Linked DNA regions of Homo sapiens: region 1 is linked to region 2. Evidence: read pairs that join two places in POLR2A ChIA-PET (ENCODE). Cell type or tissue: PC-9. All regions are shown on one strand. Links, peaks and the distances in the headings refer to the core of each region. The heading gives the core; the rest is flanking DNA. Region 1 has its middle 29 kb from the start of TGIF1. Region 2 has its middle 29 kb from the start of LINC01895.

Region 1 (8,344 bases), core at 179-8,178, 100 kb after region 2:
GGTCTGGAGTGCAGTGGTGCAATCTTAGCTCACTGCAACCTCCACTTCCCAGGTTCAAGCTATTCTCCAGCCTCAGCCTCCCGAGTAGCTGGGACTACAGGCATGAGCCACCGCGTCCGGCTAATTTTTGTATTTTTAGTAGAGATGGGGTTTCACCATGTTGGGCAGGCTGATCTCAAACTCCTGACCTCAGGTCATCCACCTGCCTCAGCCTCCCAAAGTGCTGGGATTACAGGCATGAGCCACCGTGCCTACCCTGTTTGTTAAATAAATTCTACTACATCCAGAGAAATATTTCATTACATGGAAACGTTCATGATACACTGTTAGATTAAAAAAGTATATCACAACTCAACATGTAAAGTATAATCCCATTTGTATTTATATAACTATATCTATTTTTGTCTATATAACTGTTATTGTAAATTTAGCTACCTATTCGTGTATATATCTATCATTGAGATCACACAAAACAAAAATAGATATTTCCAAATATTCATTTCTTAAAAATGGAATTATTAAGAAATATGTTATATTTCTTCTTTCTGTTCACTGTTTTCTGAATTTTCTACAATTGACATATATCACTTTTGGAATAGTAAAACGGTTATTCTGGCCGGGTGCAGTGGCTCATGCCTGTAACCCTAGCACTTTGGGAGACCAAGGTAGGAAGATCCCTTGAGCCCAGGAGTTCAAGACCAGCCTGGGCAACATAGCAAGACCCCATCTCTACAAAAAAAAGTGGGGAGTTATTCTTAACAGCTTTTTGTTAGTTAAGCTAAAAGCAGAGATACAAAAAATATAGGGCTTACATATGATCGAAGTTGGTTTTTTTTTTTCCTCTCCCCAAATTGTCTATCGGTGAAGGGCCCAGTGTTACAATGAAGCTGTACTCCACAAAGTTACTCAGGGGTCCTGATTTTGTGCTGCTGTTATCTAGGTTGGTGTCTTTTCCACGTGGTAGAAGCTGGCTAACCTCCACTTCCACATTCCAGCCCAAGGGAAAGTCCAAGGTAAGTAGATATTTCTTTAAGGGGGATGACCTGGAAGTTGCACACTTCATTTTCACTCACCATTGGCTTGAACCTAGTCATGTGACCACATCAGTCAAGAAGGCAGGCTGCGATCTATAGTCTCCAGCTGTCAGCCATGTACAGTTGTCCCTTGGTATCCATGGGGGATTGGTTCCAGGATGCTACCTCAGAAATTAAAATGTGCAAATGCTCAAGTTCATTATATAAAATGGCATAGTATTTGCATATAACCTGTGCATACCCACCTGCATACTTGTAATCATCTTTAGATTACTTATAATATCTAATACAATGTGAATGCTATATAAATAGTTGTTATACTGTATTATTCAGTACAGATGCAACTATAGTAGGCCTAACTACATTTTCTATCCACAGTTGGTTGAATCTGCACATACAGAACCCATGGAAACCCAGGGCCAACTGTGTGTGTGTGTGTGTATTCAGCTAAAATTTAGGGGGAAAGGATTATTACTAAAGATGAGTAGGAATAGTGAGAGATGGACTCATTGGACTCTTATTTAGATATTAAAAATCTAGGCTGGGCGTGGTGGCTCACGCCTGTAATCCCAGTACTTTGGGACGCCAAGGTGGGCGGATCACCTGAGGTCAGGAGTTTGAGACCAGCCTGGCCAACATGGTGAAAAACCATCTCTACTAAAAATACAACAATTAGATGGGCGTGATGGCAGGTGCCTGTAATCCCATCTACTCAGGAGGCTGAGGCAGGAGAATCTCTTGAACCTGGGAGGCCAAGGTTGCATTGAGCCGAGATCGTGCCATTACACTCCAGCTTGGGTGACAAGAGCAAAACTCCATCTCAAAAAAAATTTAAAAATAAATAAAAATGTACAATAGTTATAATACTGTGATTCTGGCACAGGAATAAATAAAAAGATTAGGACAACCATAAATACACTGGAATTCATATAAGATTAAAGCATATAAGTTAAGATGGAGGAAAATAAACTCAATAATGTTGAGAGAATTGGAAAACCATTTGGAAAAAACAAAGTTAGATTAAATGACAAAATTCATTCCACATAAAAACTTAACTTTCTGTAGGGAAATATAGATGAAAATGGCAACCAGATTATGACCCCTGCTTTAGTTGGTCCCCCATTCGACAGATTTCTGGACCTTATTGAGAATAATTATCTTTTCCTTGACCTTCAGCAACCAGAACTGCAAACCATACACCACATATAGAAGACACCACGCTTGTATTAGGTCAGGAGAATGCTTTTTATTTTTGTGTGTTTGTTGGTTAGTTGGTTGGTTAGTTGGTTTTTTCTATCCTTTCTTTTGAAGCAGTCTTTTTTATGTTGATCTTCTTTTTGTTGATCTTCTTTATTGATAGATAAAATGTACAAAACTAATAATCCACATAATGACTTCTAATTTCCATCACTGGACTACCCTTGGTGTGTATCTGATTCTATATGCTCCATATAAAAATTAGTCTCCAACTCAACAAGAAAAAAGCAGGCTGGGCACGGTGGCTCACGCCTGTAATCCCAGCACTGTGGGAGGCCAAGGCGAGTGGATCACCTGAGGTCAGGTGTTCAAGACCAGCCTGGCCAACATAGCAAAACCCCTCCTCTACTAAAAATACAAAAATTAGCTGGGCATGGTGGTGCCTGCCTGTAATCCCAGCTACTCAGGAGGCTGAGGCAGGAGAATCACTTGAACCCGGGAGGCAGAGGTTGCACTGAACTGAGATCGTGCCATTGCACTCCAACCTGGGTAACGGGGCAAGACTCCGTCTCAAAAAAAAAAAGGAAAAAGAAAAAAGGAAAATAACCTGATTTAAACACGGGTTTGTAATCATGTAAATGCTCAATTAAAATCAAACAAGTGGCCAGGCATGGTGGCTCAAGCCTATAATTAAAGCACTTTGGGAGGACAAGGTGGGTGGATCACTTGAGGTCAGGCAGAGTTTGAGACCATCCTGGCCAACATGATGAAACCCTATCTCTACTAAACATACAAAAATTAGTCATGCTTGATGGTGGGTGCCTGTCATCCCAGCTACTCAGAGGAGGCTGAGGCAGAAGAATCACTTGAATCCAGGAGGTGGAGTTTGCAGTGAGCCAAGATCGCGCCACTGCACTCCAGCCTGGGCAACAGAGTGAGACTCCCTCTCAAAAAAAAAATAATATTAATAAAACCAAACAAGAAAGAAAAAGAGTGGAAAACAAAAAGGAAACAAAGAATAAGAGCAATGAAATAAAATAAACTACAATTAAGGTACATGTTAATCCAACTATATCAATGATCACTTTAAATGTGAATGATCTAAATACATTAATTAAAAGACAGAGACTATCAGAGTGGATAAAATAACATCACCCAACTATACGTTGTTTACAAGAAACTCACTTTAAATATGCAGGCACAGGTGAAAAGTAAAAGGATGAATACAGAGATGCCACACTAACACTAATCAAAAGAAAGCTATGGTAGCTATGTTAATTTCAGACAAATTATCTCCTGCAATATCTTGGAAGACAGTTCACATGTCAGGCCCTTAGCCCTTAGTTCTAGGAGGGGTGTTTAAGAAATATCAATATTTATGTATTTTGACTGCTTTTTGCTGCTTTTAGCCAAGTTCTGTAAGACTGATGAACCAAAGCAAGAATTAGCCAGTTAGAAAGCAGACTAGAATGGAATACATTTCCTCACAGGAGGAGTTTGACAGTGTGACTTGGTTCTAATCAATGGGATGTGAGGAGAAATTATATACAGTCATGTACCTCATAACATTTTGGTCAAAGACAGACTACGTATATGATGGTGGTCCCATAAGATTATAAGGGAGCTGAAAAATTCCTGTTGCCTTGTGACGTCAAAGCTGTCCTAACTTTGTGGTGCAACACATTATTCACATGTTTGTGGTGATGCTGATGCTGGTGTAAACAAATCTACTGTATTTGATGGTACTAGCACTTGATAATAAATGACCAAGTTACCTGTTTATGAGTTTACTATACTATATATATACATTTATATATAGTATATAAAATATATATATATTTGAGATGGAGTTTGCGTCTTACTATACTATATATATACATTTATATATAGTATATAAAATATATATATATTTGAGATGGAGTTTGCGTCTTACTATACTATATATATACATTTATATATATATAGTATATAAAATATATATATACACACATATTTGAGATGGAGTTTGCATCTTGTTGCCCCAAGCTGGAGTGCAATGGCTTGATCTTGGCTCACCGCAACTTCCACCTCCCAGGTTCAGGTGATTCTCCTGCCTCAGCCTCCTGAGTAGCTGGGATTACAGGCATGCACCACCAAACCCAGCTAATTTTGTATTTTTAGTAGAGACAGGGTTTCTCCATACTGGCCAGGCTGATCTCGAACTCCCGACCTCAGGTGATCCACCCATCTCGGCCGCCTAAAGTGTTGGGATTACAGGCGTGAGCCACCGCGCCCATCTATACTATATTTTTAATTGTTATTTTAGAGTGTACTCTTTCTGTTTAATAAAAAAATTAACTGTAAAGCAACCTCAGGCAGGTCCTTCAGGAGGTATTGCAAAAGACGGCATTGTTACCATGGAAGCTGAACACTCCATAAGTGTTATTGCCCCAAAGACCTCTCAGTGGGAAAGATATACAGGTGAAAGACAGGGATATTGGCCGGGCACAGTGGCTCACGCCTGTAATCCCAGCACTTTGCGAGGCTGAGGTGAGCAGATCACTTGAGGTCAGGAGTTCGAGACTAGCCTGGCCAACATGGTGAAACCCCGTCTCTACTAAAAATACAAAAATTAATTGGGCGTGGAGGTGGTCACCTGTAATCCTAGCTACTCAGGAGGCTGAGGCAGGAGAATCGCTTGAACCTGGGAGGCGGAGATTGCAGTGAGCAGAGATGGCGCCACTGCACTCCAGCCTGGGCGACAGAGTGAGACACCGTAAAAAAAAAAAAAAAAAAGACAGTGATGTTGATGATCCTGACCCTGTGTAGGCCTAGGCTAATGTGTGTGTTTGTGTTTCAGTTTTTAACAAAAAGTTTAAAAAGTAAAAAAAAAAAAAAAAAAAAAAAAATTTGATAGAAAAAGCTTATAGAATATGGACATGAAGAACGAATACATTTTCATAGAGCTGTACAGTGTGCTTGTTTTTAGGCTTAGTGTTGTGACAAAGTCAAAAAGTTTTTAAAAATTTAAAACTTTATAAAATAAAAAAGTTATAGTAAGGTAAAGTTAATTTATTATTGAAGAAAGAAATTTTAAAAAATAAAATGTAGCCAAAGTGTATATCATTTATAAAGTCTACAATAGTGTACAGTAATATTTTGTAGGCCTTCCCATTCACTCACCACTCACTCACCGACTCACTGAAAGCAACATTCAGTCCTGCAGGCTCCATTAATGTTAAGTGCCCTATATAGGTGGCCTTTTTTTTTTTTTTTTTTTTTTTTTTTTTTTTTTTGAGACAGAGTCTGGCTCTGTCGCCCAGTCTGGAGTGCAGTGGCGTGATCTCCGCTCACTGCAAGCTCCACCTCCTGGGTTCACACCATTCTCCTGCCTCAGCCTCCTGAGTAGCTGGGACTACAGGCACCCGCCACCACGCCCAGCTAATTTTTTGTATTTTAGTAGAGACGGGGTTTCACCGTGTTATCCAGGATGGTCTCTATCTCCTGACCTCATGATCCACCTGCCTCGGCCTCCCAAAGCGCTGGGATTGTAGGCGTGAGCCACCGCGCCCAGGCTTTTTTTGTCTTTTATGCCATATTTTTACTATACATGTTCTAGGTTTAGATAGATCAATACTTACCATTGTGTTGCAATCACCTGCAGTACTCATATGGTTACATCACTCCTAGTAGCATAGAAGCAATAGGCCATACCATAAGCCTAATGCATGTAGTCGGCTCTAAGTTTGTCTGAGTACACGCCTAACACCTGAAGACACATTTCTCAGAATGTCTCCCCGTCGTTGATGCATGACAGTATATCACATATTGTACTATTGAAAAAATAGGCATGGCTGGGCGTGGTGGCTCAGGCCTCTAATCCCAACACTTTGGGAAGCTGTGGCAGGAGGGTCCCTTGAGCCCAGAGTTCTCAACCAGCCTGGGCAACATAGTGAGACCCCGTCTCTACAAAAAAAAGTTTTAAGGCTGAGCGCAGTGGCTCACGCTTGTAATCCCAGCACTTTGGGAGGCCAGGGCGGGCAGATCACGAGGTCAGGACATCGAGACCTTCCTGGCTAACACGGCGAAACCCCGTCTCTACTAAAAAAATACAAAAAATTAGCCGGGCTTGGTGTCGGGCGCCTGTGATCCCAGCTACTCAGGAGCTACTGAGGCAGGAGAATGTCGTGAACCCAGGAGGCGGAGCTTGCAGTGAGCAGAGATCGCGCCACTGCCCTCCAGCCTGCACAACAGAGCGAGACTCCCATCTCAAAAAAAAAAGAGTTTTAAAAATTAGCCGGGTGTGGTGGTGCACACTTGCAATCCCAGCTACTCGGGAGACTAAGGCAGGAGGATCACTGGAGCCCAGGAGGTCAAGGCTGCAGTGAGCTATGATCACACCACTGCACTCCAGCCTGGGTGACAGAGCAGTGCTCTGTCTCAAAAACAACAAAACAAAAAAAGGCACACCTGCCCTCGTTTCTTCCTCTCTTTCCAGTGGCCTAAATGTTGAGAGGTAGAGAGAATTAAAGCAGCTATCTTAAACTAAAGAGGGCAGCCACGATGGAGTGACAATACAGAAGGGGTCTGCGTCACCAACATTGTGGCGCTTCCGCAGCCCTGGAGTGCTTATGTTCACACTGTGACACAGAGACAAGTCAAATTCTTTCATGTTTATTTGGGTCTATGTGAGAGCAACTCAAGCTGCGACCTAATTAATGTAGGTTTATGATCAAGTACATATCTCATTGTATTGTAGCTATTTCTCTAATTATGATTATTTTATTATAAGTAATCATCAGTAATAATATCAGCAAAGTAAGTTTTTTTTGTTGTTTTTTTTTAATGTCAGATGGGTAATGTGCCAAGATTTGAGGGAGGCATATCTCACACGAGAGTGTGAAAACACAATCATCATGTTATTAACTACAAAGGATCACATGCAGTCAAGTTTTTACTGTAATCCATGGGTGGGAAGTTCAGCCACACCTTGCAGGATCTGAAACAGGAAATAGAGAAGCCATCAGTAACTGAGGTCATTCTCATATCAGCTTCTGCAAACCAGATTTCTCTCCTGTGATATTGTGAAATACTACTTGGTCTTCTACCCATTTCCTGGCAAGCAACTTCTAAAATCCTTGGAATCTCCTTGTGTGCTAATGAATTGACCTTTGGGTGGGTGGGTAGGGGCTACTGGATAGCCCCAGGATAGTGGTTGCCACTGGATTAGAGGGTAGGAACTTTCAGCCCCACCCCCAGCCTCGGGGAGGAGAGAGTAGCTGAAGTTTGAGTTATTCACCAATGGCCAATGATGTAATCAATCATGCCTACTTAATGACCCCTCCATAAAACCCCCAAAGGATAGAAGTTGGAGAGCTTCTGAGTTGCTTAACCCTTGGAGGTGCTGGGAGGGTGATATGCCTGGAGCGGGCACAGAAGCTCTGCACCCCTTCCCCATACCTTGCCCTATGCATCTCTTCCATCTGGCTGTTCATCTGTATCCTTTCTAATATCCTTTATAATAAACAGGTAAACATAAGTAAGTGTTTCCCAAAGGTCTGTGAGCTGCTCTAGCAAATTAATCAAACCTGTGGAAGGGCCATGGGAACCCTGATGTATAGCCAGTTGGTCAGAAGTATTGGTGACAACCTACTACTTATGATGTCTAAAGTGGGGCAGTCTTGTGGGACTGAACTCTCAACCCGTGAGGTTTGATGCTACCTTCAGGTAGATAGTGTCAGAATTGAACTGAATTCTAGAGGATGAAACTGCCTTTGCAAAATTATGACAGCAAGAGAAATGTGACATGGCTAACTCCATCTTGCTTCTATCCTCACAGACTGGCTGTCCTTGCTCATACCTGGGCATAGGCCAAGCTAACCACGGGAGAAATTTAGTTTATAGTTTACGTGATGATAGCCCTTTCCAAAAACTAAACTACCCTTGTAAAACTGATGAACATCATGAAGTTAGGAGGATGAGAGGGGCCTGAATTCTACTAAGATGTGGGTGTAGTTAAATAATTACCAGCCATTATTCCGAAAGTCATAAGATTTGCAACTTCCCCAATTAATCCTGTAAATAACATCACTATTGTAGAGTTTAAGATTGGCCTTTTGGGACGTCTTTTCAGG
Region 2 (8,344 bases), core at 215-8,214:
ACATGGCTGTTTAGCACAAGAGGCCTGGCTTTTAGCCTATGTTGGTTTTTGACATGCCTTCCTCAGTAAGCTTAATCGTTTCTTGCTTTTGATTTAAAGAGAGAGATGTGTGCTTTTCCTTTCATTTGAACTCTTAGAGGCCATTGTAGGCGTATTTATTGGCCTAATTTCAAAATTGTTGTGCCTCAGGGAACAGGGAGGCCCGAGGAGAGGGAGAGAGATGAGGGAATGGCCACTCGGTAACACATTTGGTGGAGAAGTCAGAACACACAATATTGATGGATTTCGTTTGCCATATTATATGGGTGTGGTTTGTGGCACCCCAAAAAAATTGCAATAGTAACATCAAAGATCGTCATAATACATATCATTATGAAAAATTTGAAATATTACAAGAATTACCAAAATGTAACACAGAGACAGGAAGTGAATACACGCTGTTGGAAAAATGGAACAGATAGACTTGCTCAATGCAGGGTTGCCACAAACCTTCAATTTGTAAAAAGTGCAATACCTGTGAAACACAATAAAGCAAGGTACAGTAAAATGAGATATGCCAGTAATTATAGCTGACATTTATCAAGTGCTTACCAATAATATCCTTGCTTAAGCACAGCTTAATACCATAAAGAAGTGCAAATATTTCTCTCTCTCTCTTTTTTTTTTTTTTTTTTGAGACTGAGTCTCACTCTGTGGCCCAGGCTGGAGTGCAGTGGTGCCATCTTGGCTCACTGCAACCTCTGCCTCCCTGGTTTAAGCAATTCTCCTGCCTCAGCCTCCCAAGTAGCTGGGATTATAGGCATCCGCCACCACACCTGGCTAATTTTATTATTTTTAGTAGAGACGGGGTTTCCCCATGTTGGCCAGGCTTGTCTTGAACTCCTGACCTCAGGTGATCCACCCCCCTTGGCCTCCCAAAGTGCTGGGATTACAGGCGTGAGCCACCGTGCCCAGCCAAGAAGTGCAACTATATCTTTCAAAATTATACTCTTTTATTTCACATGGAAATATCCTTCCTTTCCCCTCCTCTTTGTTTTAATTTATTTACTTTTTATTCTTAGAGACTGGGTTTTGCTCTGTTGCCTAGGCTGGAGTGCATTGGCACAGTCGTAGCTCACTATAACCTTGAACTCCTGGGCTCACTCAGTTGATTCTCCCACTAGGACTACAGGCACACACCATCACACCAGACTAAGTTTTTTTTAAATTTTTGTAGAGATGGGGTCTCACTATGTTACCTAGGGTGGTCTTGAATTCCTGGCCTCAAGTGATCCTCCTGCCTCGGCCTCCCAAAGTGCTGGGATTACAGGCATGAGCCACCATGCCCGGCCCCCTCCTCTTTGTTTTAATGAGACACTTACATTGTAGACATTCCCCCCTACTCCCAGATTATAATACTAACCTAACAGGTCCGGAGAACTGTCATATATTGCTTACTCACTTTCTTGCCCGCATTCCTGAAAGGAAGACAAAATTGCAGCTTCCCCTTTGTGTGTGTCTGTTTCCTATCACCTCTACTACCCCTCTGCATCACTCAGATGTACTATAACATGGTCAATGACCTTGGTCATTTGATTTTCATTAACACTCTTTTGCTTCCCTTTTGGAGTAGGGGAGGCTTTCATTTTATATCCATCTTTTGGGTATGCAGATGTAGGCAGAGATTGTTCTTTTCTTTTTCCAGAAAAATATAAATCCCAGGGCAATGTATCATTGATTCCGGTTTTCACTTAAATACCTACCAGGGTCAAGAGAGATGAGCTGTCATCTTTGTTTTGTCCTGTGTGCAAAAATCCCAACTTACAGGAAATGACGTTGTATCAGAAAACTTCCTAGGAAGTACAGTGACTGATGTGAGCTCAGCAGTGGTCCCACCTTGCTCCAGGGAGATGTCACGCTCTGTGAGAGCAAAACCAGGAGAGAGACTCTGCCACCCCAGCTCCAGGCCAGCCACGGCCCCCCCGGGGCTCCATCTGAAAAGACAGCAGCATCAGTCTCCCACCTCTTAATTCTCATTTCTAGAGCAAAATATCATTTTGTGTCAGCTTGTGGTTTTACCTCTAATTAAGAGCACTCCTATTTTCTTTCACCACTCTCAGTATGTTTGTATTTGTTGTTAAATAGCGTCAGAAAATACTTGTAGAGAGTAGTCTAAAGGAAAAGTATGTGGCATGGCGGGACAATCAAGGTTTTAAATAAATATCAATGATCAGTTTTGCTTCCACGTTTTGAACGTATAGAGAAGAGTGCTTTTACAGTTTTATACCGGATCAGCCATGAATCTGATCTTTACTGTTCACTATGATGCTGCATGAAGATTGCATCCAGTTGTTTTGTAAGCTTTTCTATTGAAGTCTTAGCTCTCTGACTTTAAGTGTCTGGGGACAGGGTTACTGTCTGTAGGGTACAGGGCTACTGTCTGTAGGGGACAGAGCTGGGTTTGCCACTGCCACCTCCAGCCTCTTGAAAGTTGTTAGCTTCCTTCAGCACAGCTGAAAGGGTGTTGGAGTGTTCTCAGTCCCAACAGATGTAAGCAGAGGGCATCTACTCTTGGTAGGAAGGGTCACATTAGGTCAGCTGATGGCCAGATGCTGAACTCTGGGTTGGGTTGCACCCAATCAGGAACTACCCCCACCCCCAGTACACTGATGTTCCATACCAGACACTCCCTTTGCACTCAGGTCCAATTTCAGCATCCTTTAAGTTGCTGCTTTGGGACTCCAGAGTAATTACCCCCACACTTTAAACAAAATCCATTTCAGAACCTGCTTCCTCCCTGAAATCTCTATGCTGAAACTATGCAATCTTCCTGCAGTTATTCTAAAGCATTAAATAATAAACAATAATATTTCAATATGTATATTCTGCAATAGTATGCACACACGTTGGTGAATATTTAGAGCTAAGTGTTGGTCCAGAGTCAAAGCAGTGAGAAATAGAACAGGTATGAAAATTGAACTTAAGACTAAAAAAGAAAATCAATGTCCTTCTGAAATTATGTTCCTCCTTCCGCGTCGTTAGGCTTTCTCTGATCTCTAGAGCATGCCAAAAGTTCAGGCACAAATAAACCATAAAAAGAGAAGTCTAGAAAAATTCTCCTTTAAAAGAGATGTATTAAATCTAAGATCTTTCACACAGTTATATTTTAAAAGAACACAGTGAGCAAGGACGATAAGTTAAAAGATAGTAACAGAGTTTTGCTTTTTTTTTTTTTAAATAAAATTGATTAAAACACTCTTGGCTGCCCTTCCTTATCCAGCCTACGATCCCATGCCATTAGTTGCTTGTTTTTTGTTGTTGATGTTGTTTTTTAATAGTGAAGGCTTGAAAATGAACTTTTGGTGTTAAAGGCCAGAATAATGGTTACCTTTGTGGGAAATTGATAAGAGGTGGCCTGAGGAAGCCCCCTGGGTGTTTGATCTGGGTGGTGGCTATAGGGGGTTGTGCACATGTGTGTGTGTTTGTAAAAATTTATTGACCTGAACACATAGGACTTGGCACATTACTGAATGTAAGTTACACCTCAATAAAAAAGAACTTAAAAATGAGGGAAGGTTTGAACTACACTAGTTTAAAAAGAGGTGGAAATTGTGTTTCTAGTTACCTTCATGCAATGCCCTGAGCTGCCTGACAGCTCACACGTGTGTTCCGTGAACACAACTGTGGACCGAAATGCTACACTGCACTTTGCAGGTGCATTGAATCACCCATGAATCTGAGGGGTGTCTGGCCACCAGCAGTAACCTCAGTTTGAAGGGGATTGTTAGTTCCCATGCATTTAAGCCACTTCAAAATTATTCAGTGAAAAACAATGACTAACTTTGAGGCCATTGCTTAATACATATAATGTATGACATTTTTCAGGAAATGATTCTCTAATACTGGGATCTAAATGAATTGAAATTTGAGGCACACTTGGAGAAATTTCCCAGACACCACACAATCAAGATAGTGGAGTGCAATAGTCAGTCACTTGGCCTGGGGCCATGTCAGATGAGGACCTGGCCTCATCTTGGCTTGTTACCAGCTTGCTGAATCACTTTCAAGTCTCAATCATCTGAATGCTCTCAACCTCAATTTTCTTATTTATGAGACAAGAAGATCTCAAGTCTAGAATTATGAGGCTATAGAATTTTGAGTTTTATAAACTGTTTGAATGGATGTATTGGGCAGTTATCTCTCCCCATGGGAGAGGCGATGTTTTAAAACATAAGATACATAGATGGCAAAAAAAAAAAAAAAAAAAATCCAAACAGTATAAAATGATATAAAATGAAGTCTTCCTCTCCATCAACTTCCAGCCCTTTTCTTTAAATATAATTAGAGTCTGTAATTATTTATCCTTCAAGAATTGTTTATACAAATATCAGCATATATGTGTATAGTCTTGAAAACATTTATGCAAATGATATATTAAATACTGACTAAATTTTGCTGTTTTTCTCACTTCATAATATATCTTAGAAGTCTTTATGTGAAATGTGTAAATTTATTTCATTCTTTTTAACAGCAACACATTATTTCATTGTATGCCACAATTTATTTAATCAGTCTCCTACTAATGGATGTTTTGATTATTTCCAGAATTTTTTCTGTTTTTTTTATTTTTTGAGATGGAGTCTCGCTCTGTCATCCAGGCTGGAGTGCGGTGGCTCCATCTCGGCTCACTACAACCTCTGCCTCCCAGGTTCAAGTGATTCTCCTGCCTCAGCCTCCTGAGTAGCTGGGACTACAGGCGCCCACCACCACATCCGGCTAATTTTTTTTGTATTTTTAGTAGAGATGGGGTTTCACCATGTTGGCCAGGCTGGTTTTGAACTCCTGACCTCAAGTGATCCGCCCACCTTGACCTCCCCAAGTGCTAGGATTACAGGCTTGAGCATGGTGCCCGGCCCAGAATTTTTTCATTACAATTAAAGTTCTAATGAACATCTCTGTATGCATTTAATTAATACTTTTGCAAATGTATCCCATAAGGTAAATTCCCAGTAGTAGAATTACTGGGTCAAATGATGTGTGTTTTAAATTTTGGAAGACTGTAAAATTACCCTTCCAAAATGTTTGCCAATTTATCCTGCCACTGACCATGTAGCAGGGCGCCTCTTCTCTGTCCCTCCTTTCCAACACTGAGCATTATCCATTTTTTAACATTTTTTGTAGCTTATAAATAAAAATGTGGCAAGTGACAGATTTTAAGATCAGAATTGAATGATGTAAGATTGATTATTTCTTGTATTTGGCCTACCAAAGAGGCTCTTTCATTTTTAACTGGTTTGTTTTGCATTTGTCAGCTGTCAATTTAGTATATGATAACGTTGGAAGTTTAACAATTAACTAGATTTGGTTGTGCAACTAAAGAATATCAAGACTCACCTGACATTTGCATTGTGTTTTAGTACCTTATTTTGTTTCAGAAAATGTGCCCCCTAGTGGGCACATCTTCTGTAATTTTTTTTTTTTTTTTTTTTTTTGAGACGGAGTCTTGCTCTTCTTGCCCAGGCTGGAGTGCAATGGCGCAATCTCAGCTCACTGCAACCTCCGCCTCCTGGGTTCAAGCGATTCTCCTGCCTCAGCCTCCTGAGTAGCTGGGATTACAGGCGTGCACCACCACGTCCAGCTAATTTTTATATTTTTAGTAGAGAAGGGGTTTCACCATGTTGGTCAGGCTGGTCTCAAACTCGTGACCTCGTGATCCGCCCGCCTCAGCCTCCCAAAGTGCTGGGATTACAGGTGTGAGCCACCGTGTCCAGCCCTTCTGTAATTTAACTGATAGAGTTGAGAGCAGAACACACACGTCAATGGCTGCATTGTGTCCTGTGATATGGCAGCTCCTAGAACGACTCAGAAGAATAGATTATACTTTACAAAGCATGCACAGTTTTCTCAGGTTAGCTCATTGTAGATTTTCCTCACTGATCCAGTAGGATTCACCCTAACAGCTACTGCTAGTCCTTCAAGAAGGGCAGAGTACATACCCTACCTTGATATTGCTTCAGGCTGAATATTGTTGAATATCAACCATATTCTATTTGCATCTGACTTCCTAGATTTCCCTGGGAATAGTTGGTGAAAATGTGCATATTTACAGAAAGGAAAAATGACCCTCAGTAACAATAAGTGATGAATTCAAAGTCAGTAGGTTGGAACACACCTGAAACACAATTTCAGACTTTCCAATCTTTGATGCTTAAAAAATGATCACACACAACTAACTTTCACTATTCCCGCAAGAAAATACTAATAATTTCTAAAAATTTTTACAACTTTCTTTTGAACCACAAAAATAAGCATTGATCTGTCATGAACACATTTCTAGAGTCTGCTGATAAACACTGTCATTAAGCCCTCTAAAAAGTACCTGTGGGTATATTTGCCATAGACGTGGTTTTTAAAACAATCACAATGAAACCGAGAAAAGGAAAAATAAAGGAAGAAGTTAGAGAACGACAGATGGAGAGGCTGGAGAGGAAGACTAGAAACGAACAAAAGGGAAGTGATGAGTCAGGCTGAAGAATACAGGGTCAGCCAGGGGCCAACAGGGGAGGGTAGAATTATTTTCAAATTTGTGTTGGTCCTGCCTAATTTATTTCACCAGTTACACAAGGTCATAGGTGTCCATTTGAAAGGCTCTCTTAGGACACCTACTAGTATTATTAGATGTGTAAAATAGAATTCATGTTACTAACGAGACATTTAGAGAACATTTACAATACATGCTAAAAATATGGAAGGGAAAATTTGCTTCAGGAAATATAGAGTGGATGTAATTTTCTCTATTCCTCCCATTAGGTACAACGTTAAACCCTGGACATAATATGTGAACACACATAAGAAAACTCTGAAAAGTGGAAAGAAAACAGTAAATCTGTTAAGAACCTTGAGACTCAAGTAACAAAAAAATGAGTTGCTTGGCTTTGCTTTTTGCCATGTATAGCTAATACTTGGAGCTGAAGAAGTCAACAACCCAGAAGTGATGGCGAGTACAGGCAAAAATATTAGGCTGTTGCAAAAATAATTGCCGTTTTTGCCATTGAAAGTGATGGCAAGAACCACAATTACTTTTGCACCAACCTGGTAACAACAAAGTCCTCGTCTCTCTAGTCAAAGGACCAGGTGAGGAACAGCCTAGCAAAACAGAACACTTAGACAACAGCCACTTTGGTCCAGCCAAACACCATAGAAAAAGCTCCAGTTCTACCTAATCAAAGTAAAAACAATATCCTAAAATTGATTTAGGAATGATTTAAAAAAAAATGGACAAGAATTGTTAGAGCCCTTGGGCAGTGTGGTGGCATGGAAGCAAAGACAATGGAGGGAGGTCATTGCCGCCACATGGCTGTGGCCTGTGGCTTCAGGATCCTCACCTAGAAAACAGCTATTATCTGTACCTTGCAGGGTTGCTGTGATTCTTAAAAGAGGTAATGTACGCAAAAGCCTTAGCACAATGCCTAGACTAAAGAAGGTGTTCAATCACGTAACTGTAATAATAATGTTAATCTTTTACAAACATTAAACACCTTCTAGAAATATCTAGTGTTTCCAAGTAGTAGGCATCAACACCATTTTACAGACTAAGAATCTCAGTGGATAAAGTAGACATTAAAGACCAAATTCCAAATTTCTACCTTTCAAATAATGCTGCTTAGGTAAATTATTTTTAACTGGTTGAGCCAGCTAGAAAATCCTGCAACAAAAGATGAGTTCTTTCTTATAAAGCATTTGTTTAACACACATTTTAAAATAGTAAAACAGAAAGCTTTCTCTCTTAAGTAATATTTCTCTAAATAACTTTTATTCCCATATACTTTATATGTCAATAGATGTTGTGACTATAATGTCAAATAGGTACCAATTATTCATTAAAAAAACAAATGTTAAGAGAGTTTAAAGGCTAGGCAAGAGGATCGCTTTGCGCCCAGGAGTTCAAGGCTGCAGTGAGCCATGGTCGCGCCATTGCACTCCAACCTGGGCAACAGAGCGAGACCCTGTCTCTAAAAATACATACATACATACATAAACAAATAAATGAATGAATGAAATGAAATATGTGAGTGTACTCTAACAAAACCTGTACAGGACTCATGTTTCATTTCATTTATTTATTTATTTGAAACATGTATAGGACTCATGCACAAAATGCTACAAAATGCTGATGACAGAAACTGGAAAAGATCTAAATAAATGAAGATACATCCTGTGTTCATGGATTGGAATATTCAACATAGAAAAATGGTTAATTCTCCCCAAATTGAAGTTTCACACAATTCTTATCAAAATCTCAGCAAGATTTTTGTATAGACAAGATCATTCTAAAATTTACATAGAAAAGCAAAGAAACTAGAAT

The links. ChIA-PET counts read pairs that join two places held together with the same protein. Peaks named below come from ENCODE experiments on the same cell type or tissue, not always from the same donor. Only the 100,000 strongest peaks of a DNase experiment are listed, where the experiment ranks them.
Region 1: POLR2A ChIA-PET joins it to region 2 with 28 read pairs; 5 of 35 experiments call an interaction of 5 or more read pairs at or near these places.

What each region holds. Positions count from the first base shown.
Region 1 is chr18:3,417,203-3,425,546 of GRCh38, forward strand. It overlaps a transcript of TGIF1 not described here and the pseudogene LOC124904374. Among named protein-coding and RNA genes, the nearest start is that of TGIF1, 29 kb to the right of the region's middle. In PC-9, for the core only: no CTCF peak of the experiment used is centred there; no DNase peak of the experiment used is centred there; H3K27ac peaks cover 983 bases.
Region 2 is chr18:3,317,662-3,326,005 of GRCh38, forward strand. No RefSeq gene overlaps it. Among named protein-coding and RNA genes, the nearest start is that of LINC01895, 29 kb to the right of the region's middle. In PC-9, for the core only: CTCF peaks have their summits at 5,415 (motif pointing left) and 5,632; a DNase peak (open chromatin) is centred at 3,950; H3K27ac peaks cover 1,758 bases.